Linked DNA regions of Homo sapiens: all the other regions are linked to region 1. A link is a contact called in ENCODE Hi-C or POLR2A ChIA-PET data. All regions are on one chromosome and are shown on one strand. Each heading gives the region's core, a stretch centred on a gene start or an enhancer-like site at or near the end of the contact. The rest is flanking DNA. Distances are from core to core; before and after follow the strand shown.

Evidence for each region. Hi-C counts contacts between places; a loop is a spot of excess contacts on that map. ChIA-PET counts read pairs that join two places held with the same protein, here RNA polymerase II (POLR2A). Pooled maps may share reads with other maps.
Region 2: a loop to region 1 is called in a pooled map, with 6 times the contacts of the local background. The contact joins the enhancer-like site here to the promoter of SPATS2 in region 1. A Hi-C loop is called at or near these places in 1 of 37 single-sample maps with no recorded cell type and 6 of 50 pooled maps. POLR2A ChIA-PET finds 5 or more read pairs at or near these places in 4 of 52 experiments (CD4-positive, alpha-beta T cell, CD4-positive, alpha-beta memory T cell, activated CD4-positive, alpha-beta T cell and 1 more).
Region 3: a pooled map shows a loop between it and region 1 (2.1-fold over the local background). The contact joins the enhancer-like site here to the promoter of SPATS2 in region 1. A Hi-C loop is called at or near these places in 6 of 50 pooled maps. POLR2A ChIA-PET finds 5 or more read pairs at or near these places in 6 of 52 experiments (Caco-2, GM10248, HCT116 and 3 more).
Region 4: a pooled map shows a loop between it and region 1 (2.6-fold over the local background). The contact joins the enhancer-like site here to the promoter of SPATS2 in region 1. A Hi-C loop is called at or near these places in 8 of 50 pooled maps. POLR2A ChIA-PET finds 5 or more read pairs at or near these places in 2 of 52 experiments (activated CD4-positive, alpha-beta T cell and activated CD4-positive, alpha-beta memory T cell).

The regions. Positions count from the first base shown.
Region 1 is chr12:49,366,207-49,368,906 of GRCh38, forward strand. SPATS2 (spermatogenesis associated serine rich 2) reads left to right here and starts at 1,256. Exons shown (of 14, transcript NM_023071.4): 1 at 1,256-1,381. RefSeq lists an enhancer at 336-595 and silencers at 886-1,365, 1,386-1,435, 1,466-1,535.
Region 2 is chr12:49,661,826-49,664,525 of GRCh38, forward strand. FMNL3 (formin like 3) reads right to left here. Exons shown (of 26, transcript NM_175736.5): 5 at 141-224. Among named protein-coding and RNA genes, the nearest start is that of PRPF40B, 40 kb to the left of the region's middle. RefSeq lists enhancers at 1,063-2,001, 1,575-1,734. Within about 2 kb of position 1,331, at least 32 of the 41 ENCODE cell types and tissues checked have a DNase peak (open chromatin) inside an H3K27ac peak, as active enhancers do; they include CD4-positive, alpha-beta T cell, where a contact is called at or near this core.
Region 3 is chr12:49,643,426-49,646,125 of GRCh38, forward strand. PRPF40B (pre-mRNA processing factor 40B) reads left to right here. Exons shown (of 26, transcript NM_001031698.3): 24 at 266-327; 25 at 436-579; 26 at 675-1,240. The coding sequence ends at 767. FMNL3 (formin like 3) reads right to left here. Exons shown (of 26, transcript NM_175736.5): 26 at 1-2,478. The coding sequence ends at 2,390. Among named protein-coding and RNA genes, the nearest start is that of PRPF40B, 21 kb to the left of the region's middle. Within about 2 kb of position 1,291, at least 11 of the 41 ENCODE cell types and tissues checked have a DNase peak (open chromatin) inside an H3K27ac peak, as active enhancers do.
Region 4 is chr12:49,087,018-49,089,717 of GRCh38, forward strand. It overlaps DHH (desert hedgehog signaling molecule), which reads right to left. Exons shown (of 3, transcript NM_021044.4): 3 at 1-2,700. Among named protein-coding and RNA genes, the nearest start is that of DHH-AS1, 3.7 kb to the right of the region's middle. RefSeq lists enhancers at 1,125-1,194, 1,235-1,284. Within about 2 kb of position 1,319, at least 2 of the 41 ENCODE cell types and tissues checked have a DNase peak (open chromatin) inside an H3K27ac peak, as active enhancers do.

The DNA.
Region 1 (2,700 bases), core at 6-2,505:
TGACCTCAAGTCATCCGCCCGCCTCGGCCTCTCAGAAGTGCTGGGATTACAGACGTGAGCCACCGCGCCCGGCCCCAGATTCTAATAAATATTTTCAATGCTGACTGTCTAAATCCCTCTGGCCCCTCTTAATAGACCCCTGACCAGTCGACACTGAGGTAAGTGCTTTATGCATGCAGAAAGGGTGCACAAATACTAGTTAGTTCCAGCACCAGGGAGGTTGGGAGTCTGGCGTCGAAGAGAGTATTTAACAGAAAAGATTCGAAGGGCGGCGGGACCGACCACCGCCGCGTAGAGGGGCTATGCTGACAGCTGGGTAGATCAGAAACCCGACTGACGATCCCGAGGTCATTCTTCCCGCGCCCCCACCGGCCTCTGCGCTCTCTCAGGAGGCAGAGCGACCGCGCGGTCCGGAGGCCCCAGCGTTTCCCGTCGTTGGCGACTCTGAAATTGCCTTTTGGAACAAAACTTGGGTCGGGAAGGAGGCGAAGGGGAAAGCGGTGTGAAGTCCTCGGTACGGAAGAGTGAGCGGCGCTGTACCCGGCGGCCAGAGAAAAAGCTTCCCAACCCGGACATTGAGCAAAAGCCCCGCGCTCGACTCCCCTAGCGGCGCCCGCGTTCGGCCACCTCCGGGGGAGTTTCGGCTCTTTCCGTCAGTTCAGCTCGGGCCCTCCGTTCCCGGCGCGCGCCGGGTCCCTAACCGATGCCGCCGGGTACGAGCTGTGCTGCACGCGGACGCGAGCTCGCGTCCCACCCGTTTTCCCCTTCCATCTACTTTGTCCCCAACCCTCTCCCCGAGTCTCTTCCTTTCCCCGGTAATTCCCAGTCTCCGGTGGCGCGCGAGCCTGCGGACGGTGCGAGACGCGAGGGACCGGGCCCCGAGAAGAGCGGTAACCCGACTGGTCGGAGCCCGCCTCTCGCCGCCCCGCGCCTCTCCCCGATCTTCTCGGTCTCCGGTGCGCGGGCCGTCTCGCCGCTCGAGCCGCGCTCGCGCACCCGTTGGCTGCCACAGCCTCGAGCTTGGCGCGCCGGATTCGCGCCGGCGCGAGTACGCGCCCTGAGCTCTGGCTGGCTGGCTGGCGCGCACGCGCCCGAGAGGGCTCCGGGGCGGGGCGAGCCGCTGCCTGGGCGAGGGTCGGGGTGATCTGCTGGATCTCCGGCAGCATCCTGCAGTCCGGCCCAGGAGAGAAGTGGGGAGGCGGCGGTGGGGGCGGGGCGGCGTCCGGCTCTGAGAGAGCTGGGGGAGGAGCGCGGCGGCGACGGCGGCGGTGGCTCTAGAAGGGGAGGTGGAGGATCTCCTTTCCTCTTCTCAGACCCGGGAGCGTCCGGGACGCGGAGCCCGGAGCTGGGGCGACGAGGCGATTGCGGGGGCCTGGGCTAGGTGAGGCTAAGGGTGCTGGGTGGCGGGGTTGGCGGGGGCTCAGAGGGCGCCGAGGTGCGGGGAGCGGGTTGAGGGAGGAAAAAGAGGGAGGGGGTAGTTGGGGGCGGGGGGACGGGAAGGAGGGGGATGTGAGCCCTTAGAGGCCCGAAGTGCCCAGAGGGTGGAAGGTTCCTGGGGTCTGTGGGGCGGGTGAAACACCCGCGTCGGAGTTGGGGAGTTTCCAGACGGATAGGCCGGGGAAACAATGGAGTGTGGGGGGGACTCTGGCGTGAGCGTGTGTGGGGTATTGGATTTTAAGAAACAACGAGCGAGATAGAACGAAAGAATAGGATCATTTGGGATGAGAAGTACAATGAATTAGGAATGCAGTAGGGATGCGTAAGGTCACCTCCGTGGCTGTGCGAGGTCCTTAGCATTCGGGGGCAATAATGAGATTTGAAAATAAGGGAGAGAAGGGCGTTCTTGGAATTGAAGGGGGAGACGAAATGGAAAATCAGGCGAACAGACGCAGAGACATAAAATAGATGTGGTTAGGACTTGGATTAAAGCAGAAAGGTAGATTCAGTCAGTTTTGGACTACAGTGATATTTTTCTCATAATTCATCCAGAATGATTAGGTTCTTTTAGAAAGTGGATCTTTCTCAAGCTTGTCCCTCTGTTAAGGAGTACAAGCCGTTCTTTAAATAATTTGATTATCGCTTGTCCATTTTATTGATAAAACATGCCTGTGATATTTACTTCCCCTCTGTTTAGCAGGCTACTGTTCCTAATTTACCTACGGTTAATGAAGCAGGAGAGGACAGATCACCAAAAATATCTTGCTTTAAGTTAGGTCAGTGATAATGCAGATTTCAGTGTTTTGGAGAGAACCAAAAGCTTGGTTGTTTGTTTTCAGTTTGACCAAAAGGTGATGGATAAAATTAAGTTACCTGTACTTTGTTAGAATTGCAATTTCTCACTGAGAAATGTTCTTGTGCCATCTGCTACTGGTTTTGTGTTTGTGGGAGAGAGTTGGGGTTCTGCCTTAAATTATTTCTTGATGTTAACTTCAAATAGGCTGCCTCATACCTTCCAGTTTCAATTAAGGTGATTTGGGAATATTGATTATGATGTTTGCATTTCCTTAATATTTGGATTTCCAGACCAAATTTGTGATTGTACTAGATAGAAAATTGCCGATTTTGAAATTGTAATGACCATTGTGTGCTCCTAAGTAGTCCATGTTAAGCCTTTTATTTGTTGGGCATTAAGTTTTGCTGACTCATCTAAGATTTATGGACATTAATCAGTTTGTATTTCTCAGCTAGGTCTTGGATGGT
Region 2 (2,700 bases), core at 81-2,580, 300 kb after region 1:
CACTGCTTGGGCTACTCCTTCCTGTCCAGGATTCCCATTTCCATCTTCATTGTTGAACTCTCACCCTTCCTTATCAAAGTAGAATGGAACTATGTCCTCCCCCAACTGGTCCCCAACTTCAGCCCCGGGGTGGTACTCACATGACAGAACACTGGGCAAAGGACAGGTAATCCACCAGTACATCCAGGCCTTTGTTTTCATCATTCAGAAATTCCCGCACCCACCTGCAGATAAAGGAAACACAGTGGAAGGGGTCTGCTAAAAGTGGGTCAAGGATGAGGGGGGTGACATGCCTCTGACCCAACACCTCCTCCTCCTGGAACCCAGCACCAGGCTAAGAAAATTCTGAAGATCAAAACCCATGACAGACCCATCCACGGTCATGGACTTCCCCTAGGCAGGGAAGTCAGGGATGGGGAAAGTTCAGGCCCTTCTAATGCCACTTGCTTTATCGTGAAGGTGCTTCAGACAAACAAGCTCTCAGGTACTCCCTCCTTAAGGGCCAGACCCTGGCTCAATTATTTTCTGCATCCCTCCACATGTCCTTGCTCAGTGTTTGTTGGAAGAATTTAGGAAGCATCAAGAGCATTTACTACAGGCCCGTGTGCAGAGTTGTGCTTGACCGAAGCCAGCAAGTCTCCAACTTGACTGAAGCCTCAGTCAAGACCCCAGCAGGAAGGGTCAAGGAGAGCTCTGGAACAGAGGCATCCTGGGGCAAAGCACTCTCTACTAAGTTTAAGGAGAGGAGTTTTAGAAAGCAGTGAGCAGAGATGTATAGAAGTTCTGTATTTAGTCATGTTGAGTTTGGCAGAACCAGAAAAAGCATGGGAGATGAACAGGAACTCAAGGAACTCCAGGATGTCTATGACCACTCAGAGTCAACCTGAGTACGTGGGTCCCCCTCAGCCAGGAAGGTAGACAACAAAGCACCTAAGGACCATATCCCAGGGCATTATTTTCCCTTCTGCTTTCAGTTCTTTTGGGCTGAGATATTCCTGGAATGAAAGTCAAGGGCAAATCTAGGGAACTGTTATATGACAGGTTCATTCCATAGCAGAAACATAAAACGCTCAGGATGAAACCCTAATCTAGAGTGCTCTACTCCTTCAGAATTTCTGGGGGTCTTTATAGGAAAGCTCCTCCCAAACTGCCCTGCGGGGCCTTTCTCCCCAACAGCTGGAAAACCAGTGCCATGTTGGCCAGCCACACCCCAAACTACAGAGAGACTCTGGAGCTACAACACCAGGCCCAGCTGAGATTAGGCAGCAGGCTCTGGCTGAAGCTGACTGACACCGGAGCTGCCTGAAGTTAGCTTCCTCTCTGGGGGCCAACAGGCCTCCCGTTTCCTGTCTGTCTGCTCTCCAGCTCCCCACCCCCTTCTCATTTCCTGTCTGAGTCTATACTGCTATTTCGGGATCTTGACACTTTGAGGAGAGGTTAAAGGGTGCTTAGGCAAGGCACAGAAACCAATACAAACCAGGGAAAGAGGAGCTGGAGAGGCTCTGGAATCCCACTTCCCAGCCTATCCCTCTCCAGAACCTGAGTTCCCATCTGCTGCTCCTGCACACCCAACTTCTGCAAGCCCTGGGGCTGATCAGGCTGTGACCAAAGCAGGATCCTCCTCTCCCCACCTTGCCCTGGGTTCCTGCCACCCTGAAGCACCCACAATCTGACAAACTCTTCCTGCCCAGAAATCCAGGAAGGATCTTGGTCCTTCCACATAACTCTACCCAGAGAAGCCGCAGTTCAGATGGCAGGCATGCCTAAAATGCCAGGCACTGAGCTATTCCCTGGGAACAAAGGACCAGGTCCAGGACCTCTAACTTGTGTGCCAACTGCCAAGAGGCCCCAGGCCTGGGAACCACGCTGCTTTGGACATAGCTCCTGGCCAGCAGCCAGAGGGGCAGGCACCAGGTAGAGGGGGCAGGCAGCAGGGACTATCATAAACTGCTCTGTGGCCTTCTCCCAATAAAAGCACACCCCTATCCTCAGATGACTACAGCAAGACTTAATCAAGAAAACAAGGCTAGGTACTAGTGGCTCCACTTTGGGATCCTCAAGGAGGATCACTTGAGCCTAGGAGTTCAAGACCAGCCTAGGCAACTATCTCTACTAAATTTTTTTTTTTAAGTGGCCAGGCAGGCCAGGCACGGTGGCTCACATCTGTAATCCCAGCACTTTGAAAGGCCAAGACAGGCAGATCACTTGAGCCCATGAGTTTGAGACCGCCTGACCAACATGGTGAAACCTCATCTCTACTAAAAATACAAAAATTAGCTGGGCGTGGTGGTACACGCCTGTAGTCCCAGCTATTCGGAAGGCAGAGGCAGAATGGCTTGAGCCTGGGAGGCAGAGGTTGCAGTGAGCCAAGATGGCGCCTGGGCGACAGAGCTAGACTCCATCTCAAAATATAAATAAATAAATAAAATAAAATGGCCAGGCATGGGTGTGTGCCTGTGCTCCCAGCTACTTGGGAGGCTGGGATAGGAGGATCACTTGAGCCCTGGAAGTTGAGGCTGCAGTGAGTCATGATCATGTCACTGTACTTTATCCTGGGCAACAGAGCAAGACCCTGTCTTAAAAAACAAATAAACAAAAAGAAGACAGAAGGGCTGAGAGGGACAGAAGGGACCTATGGAGGAATGCGGAGTGGTAGGGGGCTCAGGGTGGCAGGTAGCACTCAGGGTTGCCATCGGTGTC
Region 3 (2,700 bases), core at 41-2,540, 280 kb after region 1:
GGAGAACTGTTGTCCCAGACTGAGAGGATGCCCTCCACAAGCCCCAGCTCCTTTGAGGGTAGACTGGATTGGGAGGGCTGCACCTGTGGAAGTAGAAAGAACTTCCTCTACCTGCCCAAGCAAGAAGCTGGAGAAGGAAAACTGGACTTAGACTTCCTCAGAGCATGAGGTTCCTGCCTGTGAAGAATGAACAGAGGGGCTAGAACAAAGAAAAAGAGCCTGTCTTTCTCCTGTTGGGACTTAGTAGGGATTTTTCTATCTCTAGATCATGGCCTTCGGAAAGCCAAGAAACCAAAAAAGAAAACTAAGAAGAGAAGACACAAGTCGGTGAGTGAAGGAACTTCTACCTAAGCCCCTGCTATTTTGTGAGTTCTGTTCTACCTGCCTCCCAGGCTATCCACAGGAACTGAGGAGGTGGGCTCTGGACTCTTACAGAATAGTCCTGAGAGTGAGACAGACCCTGAGGAGAAAGCTGGCAAGGAGAGCGATGAGAAAGAACAAGAACAGGACAAGGACAGGGAGCTCCAACAGGCAGAGCTCCCTAACCGTTCCCCAGGCTTTGGAATCAAGAAGGAGAAGGTGAGGGGCAGGGGCCCTAGGCCAGTCAGCACGCTGGTCAAGCTTCCACGGCCCTTAGTGCAGGCTAAGGGTGAACTGTGCCTTTGCTCCAACAGACAGGCTGGGACACGTCAGAAAGTGAGCTGAGTGAGGGTGAGCTGGAGAGGCGGCGGCGGACACTCCTACAGCAGCTGGATGATCACCAGTGACCCAATGAGCTGTTCTCTGCCTCGGGTCTGTGTGAGGCCATGGCTCCTGGGCCACCCTCACCGTCTGCCTCAGACTTCTTCCTTAGTCTGGTCTGTGTCCACTTTTTCTAAAGTAACCCCACCCCCAGCACACCATTGTTGGCACCTCTCAAGGTTGCTCTTGGTGTTCAAGGGTCCCCTACTCCCTGGACTAGTGCAGTCCTTGCCCTCAGCCCCAGACCAGAGATGGGTGGTATATGCCATGTGGGGTGGGTGATGCCAGTAGATAAAAGTGTGAGAGAAGGGGTCTCCAGGGAAGAGTCACAGGCTGTTGGACGCAGCCTGGGTGGCAGAGGGCAGGGTCATCACCCTCTAGCATCAGTGCCTGCTCCTGCCTGCCCTGGCCCTGAGGCTCCACCACTTCTTCCTCCACCCAGGACCTAATGTACGTGTGTTTTGTTTTTTGTTTTTTAAATAACAATATTTATAACATGGCCAGTGACTCTTTTCCATGTGCTACTGGGGCAGGCTGGGGACTGGACACATGCCCAGCAGAGGGCACTAGTGTCTCATGGCAGGCCTGCTTCCCTTTGTGTGGCTAGAGCCCACCTAGCCGGTTCTCCTTTCCCCAGAGTTCTGATCTCATCTCCTCCAAAACAGATGCAGTGCCCCAAAGATTTCTTTTCTATCCCCATAGCCCAGGTCAGACTAAATGGCCACCCTAGCCCCCTAAGCTCAGAAAGAGGAGACAAAGTCAGGCCTGGTGCATCAAGCCTTTGTTGAGAGGGGGAGAGTCTGAGGTTTATGTACAGTAAGAGGAAAGGGAGGTGGTACATGTACAAAAAAGTGGGCCCCCACATTCCCTTCCAGGGGCAGAGGAGAAACGGGAAGGTAAGCAAATAGCCAAGACCACCATGCTCCTTGTCCCCTGCCAAAAAAAAAAAAAAAAAAAAAAAAACCGTAGCTGAGGAAAGAAGGTGAAGAGTTGGCACACCCTTTCTCCAGCCATCTGCAGAGAGTGGTTGGTGCAGAGAAGACCTCTGCTCTTCTGCCCACCTTGACAAGGACAGTGTGAGCCTAGAATGAAATGGGCAGAGAAATAAGGGCAGTGAGCCTGACATCTCTCCTCTTACCCTTATCACTAGGGCACAGCTGGCACGGCCCATGCTTCAGAGGGCCTTGCTCCTGGTAAGAGATGAACTGAGACTGGCAGGGTCCCAGGGCTCCCTAAGCCTAGATACATCTAGACCAGAGCTGACCATGGGCCTGCAAAAAGGAAGGGAAAAAAAAAGAAAGAACAGTTGCTCTCTCCTCTCATCCCTCTGGGCTCTAGTGGGAGAGATCTATGTGCCCTGTTTAGGCTAAGGCTGGAAATGGTTTTTCCTAGCCCTGAGCTGACCCTTGGTGACCCTTCAGGAAATGAAGTCAAAGACCTTGGGGGCAAAGTGCAGTACTGGAAGCACCAGGGACCTACAGACCTAGTGCCCATAGTGGCACAAGTAGAAAGATCCAGCCTCAAGAGCTGGGGCGGACATGGTTGAGAGAGCAACACAGCCCTCTCCTGAGCCCTTGGCCAATTCCAGGTCCACTGGTTGGACTTGTAGGACTCTGAGGGGTGAAGTGCTTCTGCCTCCGAGAGGGTCTCAGTGGGGGCCTGGAGCCCGAGGGGGACCACTGGGCGGTGCAGCACTCCTGGCTTGGTGGCGAACAACCATAGGCTGGCAGTGGAGGCCTGTGGGGGAAGAGAGAGACCTGTGAACAGGATGGGAGGGTGAGCCAGGACAGTGCCCTCAAGAGCAGCCCCACAGGTAGGGCCAGGGAGGAGCCAGCAGTGAGGCAGATAAACAGGAGGCTTAGATAAGGCTTGAGGGGTACCCAGTTGGGGAAATTGCTGGTTGGGGAGATTGCTGGGCTTTGCATTTCAGAGGATCAGGTTGGGGTGACTAGAGGCCAC
Region 4 (2,700 bases), core at 69-2,568, 280 kb before region 1:
CCTGTCACGGAGGTATCATTATCCCCAGATCTAGCTGGCTTCTAAGCCAAATCATCATCGCCTATTTTGTTGATGGTGAAAGGTGCTGCAATTGGGAGGTGTTGCATGGCCAAGTGAATATGCCCACCTGCTGCACCAAGATGGTGCGCATTGCCGCTTGAAGGCAAGTCATGGATTTTTTTTTTTTTTGAGAGTTAGGAGGGGCCTCAAAGGAATAAAGATAATAAAGGGAGGAAGTGAGGGTTGAGAGGTAAGCCTCAAGCCTAGAAAGTTACTTACAGGATGTAGTTTAAGGGAAACCAATGAGTTCTCCTTGTCCTGAAATATCTCCCTAGCTAACTTATTACAGTGCTAGGAATCATCACCATTATGATTTTATGGTTAAAGGTTAAAACTGTAAGATATATGTATTACTGCTGGGCACAGGGGCTCACACCTGTAATTCCAGCACTTTGTGGGGCAAAGGCGGGAGCCCAGGAGTTCAAGACCAGCCTGGGCAACGTAGCAAGACTCTGTCTCTACAGAAAATACAAACATTAGCCAGGCATAGCGGCATGCACCTGTAGTCCCAGCTACTTGAGAGGCTGAGGTGGGAGGATTGCTTGAGCCCAGGAGGTTGAAGCTACAGGGGACCAAGGTCACACCACTGCACTCCAGCGTGGGCAACAGAGCGAGATCCTGTCTCTTTAAAAAATACATGTATATATATATGCATTACCTGATTACCTGGGAAGGGCAGTAAAACCAAGGAGCCCATCAACATAGGACAACTAATTCATTTATCGGATTAGTCATCACCTGTGGTGACATGACAGGAAGGCACCAGATCTGATAAAAAGAGACAAGGGCAGGTTTAGAAAGTAGGAAAGGTCCACAGCTTGGGATGTGTTTCTGAGACCCGGAAAAACAAAGGTGGCAACAGAGCCTCAGTGTGGGTTGAGGGCAGCAGTGGGTGGAAGGACACCAAAGGTAAACTTGACCTGCTTCCAAATATTGCCTTTATCAAGCACTACCTGGAACCCTATTATGCTTTCACCTCCTTGACAATTGAACTCAAGGGTCATGAGGGTGAGGGACATGAGGCGGCAACTTTGATACATAAGGAAGTCTGGGCTACTACAGGTATACTAGTAGGGCATCTGCAGCTTCCAGGAACCACAGAGCTAAACTAGGCAGGAGTGATGTAAAAGTGCCATGGTTTGGAACGACTTGCCCAAGGAGAAGCAGGTGGACTCCTTGACAGCTCCTGATATGTGTGACTCAGCGCTGGCAGCTTAACAAGGCCCACCCATCATCTCTCCCTCCTGGGAGCGGGCTCCTTTGCGCAGGTCCAGTACACCCTTCCATGTCTGAGACCGCTTGCCTTCCGTTTCAGAGAACCATATGCATAGGCCTAGAATTCTCTTGAAGGCCACCAGAGGGCGGTGTATAGCAGGGACCCTGTGCGATGGGAGCGCACAGCGGCTACTGGCAAGGGCGAGCTCCGGGTGGTACCAACAACCCCCGACTATTTCCTCCTCCCCGCCTCACCTCCACCCAAGACACTTCCCTTCTGGAGCAGCCCAGCTTCCTCCAGAGCTTCCATTCCTAACTCAGGGGCACCTGCCTGCCTGGATTCCAGGTGTCTACTGCGTTGGAACCTAAAGGTTCCAAAAACACCCAGGCTAGGGAAGTAGAGCTGGTGATAATGGGAGAGGGAGGAGGAGGCGCTGAAGACCAAGCCAGTAGAAACAACAATCAGGGCCAGCGATCAGGAGGGGAGCTCGGGTTGTAATGCTGATATGCCCTTGTTTAGGGAATCTACTTCCCCCACATACACCCAGGCTGAATCCATTCTCTCTCTCTGAGCAGCCCTTCAGTAAGGAAATATTCCAGCCTCTTACTGTGCCCCCCTTCCTTTTTCAGGCCATGACTATGCGACGATTGCAAATTATTACCCAGGTTTCCCATGGATCATCAGTTGGCCCAGTGGCATATCAGAAAAAACATCCACCCCATCCAGGCCCTGCCACCAAGGTAGGATGGGGACCAGGACTACTGGCTAACAATAGGGGACTAGATGCTTTGAGTATCAGTACTCATAGGGGCCTGAGCCCCTGCTGGAGCCCCTATAAACAGAGAAGAGGTGTGCACAGTCTTTCCCACCTGGGACAACCCTGGACCCTTCAGCCGCAGGAGCGAAATGCTGGTCCTCTCTGGATGGGAGACGGAAACAGCAGCCTGGAAAAGGGTACGACTCTTGTGGGCTCTGTTGCTTATGGGTTGGGATGCCCCTTCTGAAGGGAGGAAAAGGGTCCCAAAGACCCTGCTGAGGAAGGAGGGGGAGCCGGAAGTAAGCTGTTAACTCAGGTTGGCCACCTTTATCCCCCTCTCTGGAGGTGAATCACCCTCTGAATGGAAGTGTTTTCCAGTAAGCTCCTGAAAGCCTTCCCTTTATTAGCCCACCTTGCAGGAAAACGTCAGATGTCAGACTGGCTGGCTGTGTCAGACAGTGTTAATGCCATGCCCCAGCCCCTCACCTTGGCAAGCTGGGCAAGGGAATCATTATATTACAATTTATAAATAAGAAATAAAATAAAATTATCGGGTGGGGCTGAAGCACTGGGGGAGAGGCTAAATAGTCCTCTTTAAGGAGTGCGCACCATCAGCCCTACCTACCTAGGACCCGGTATCACCTCCTCTCAGTACGAGGTTGCCCCT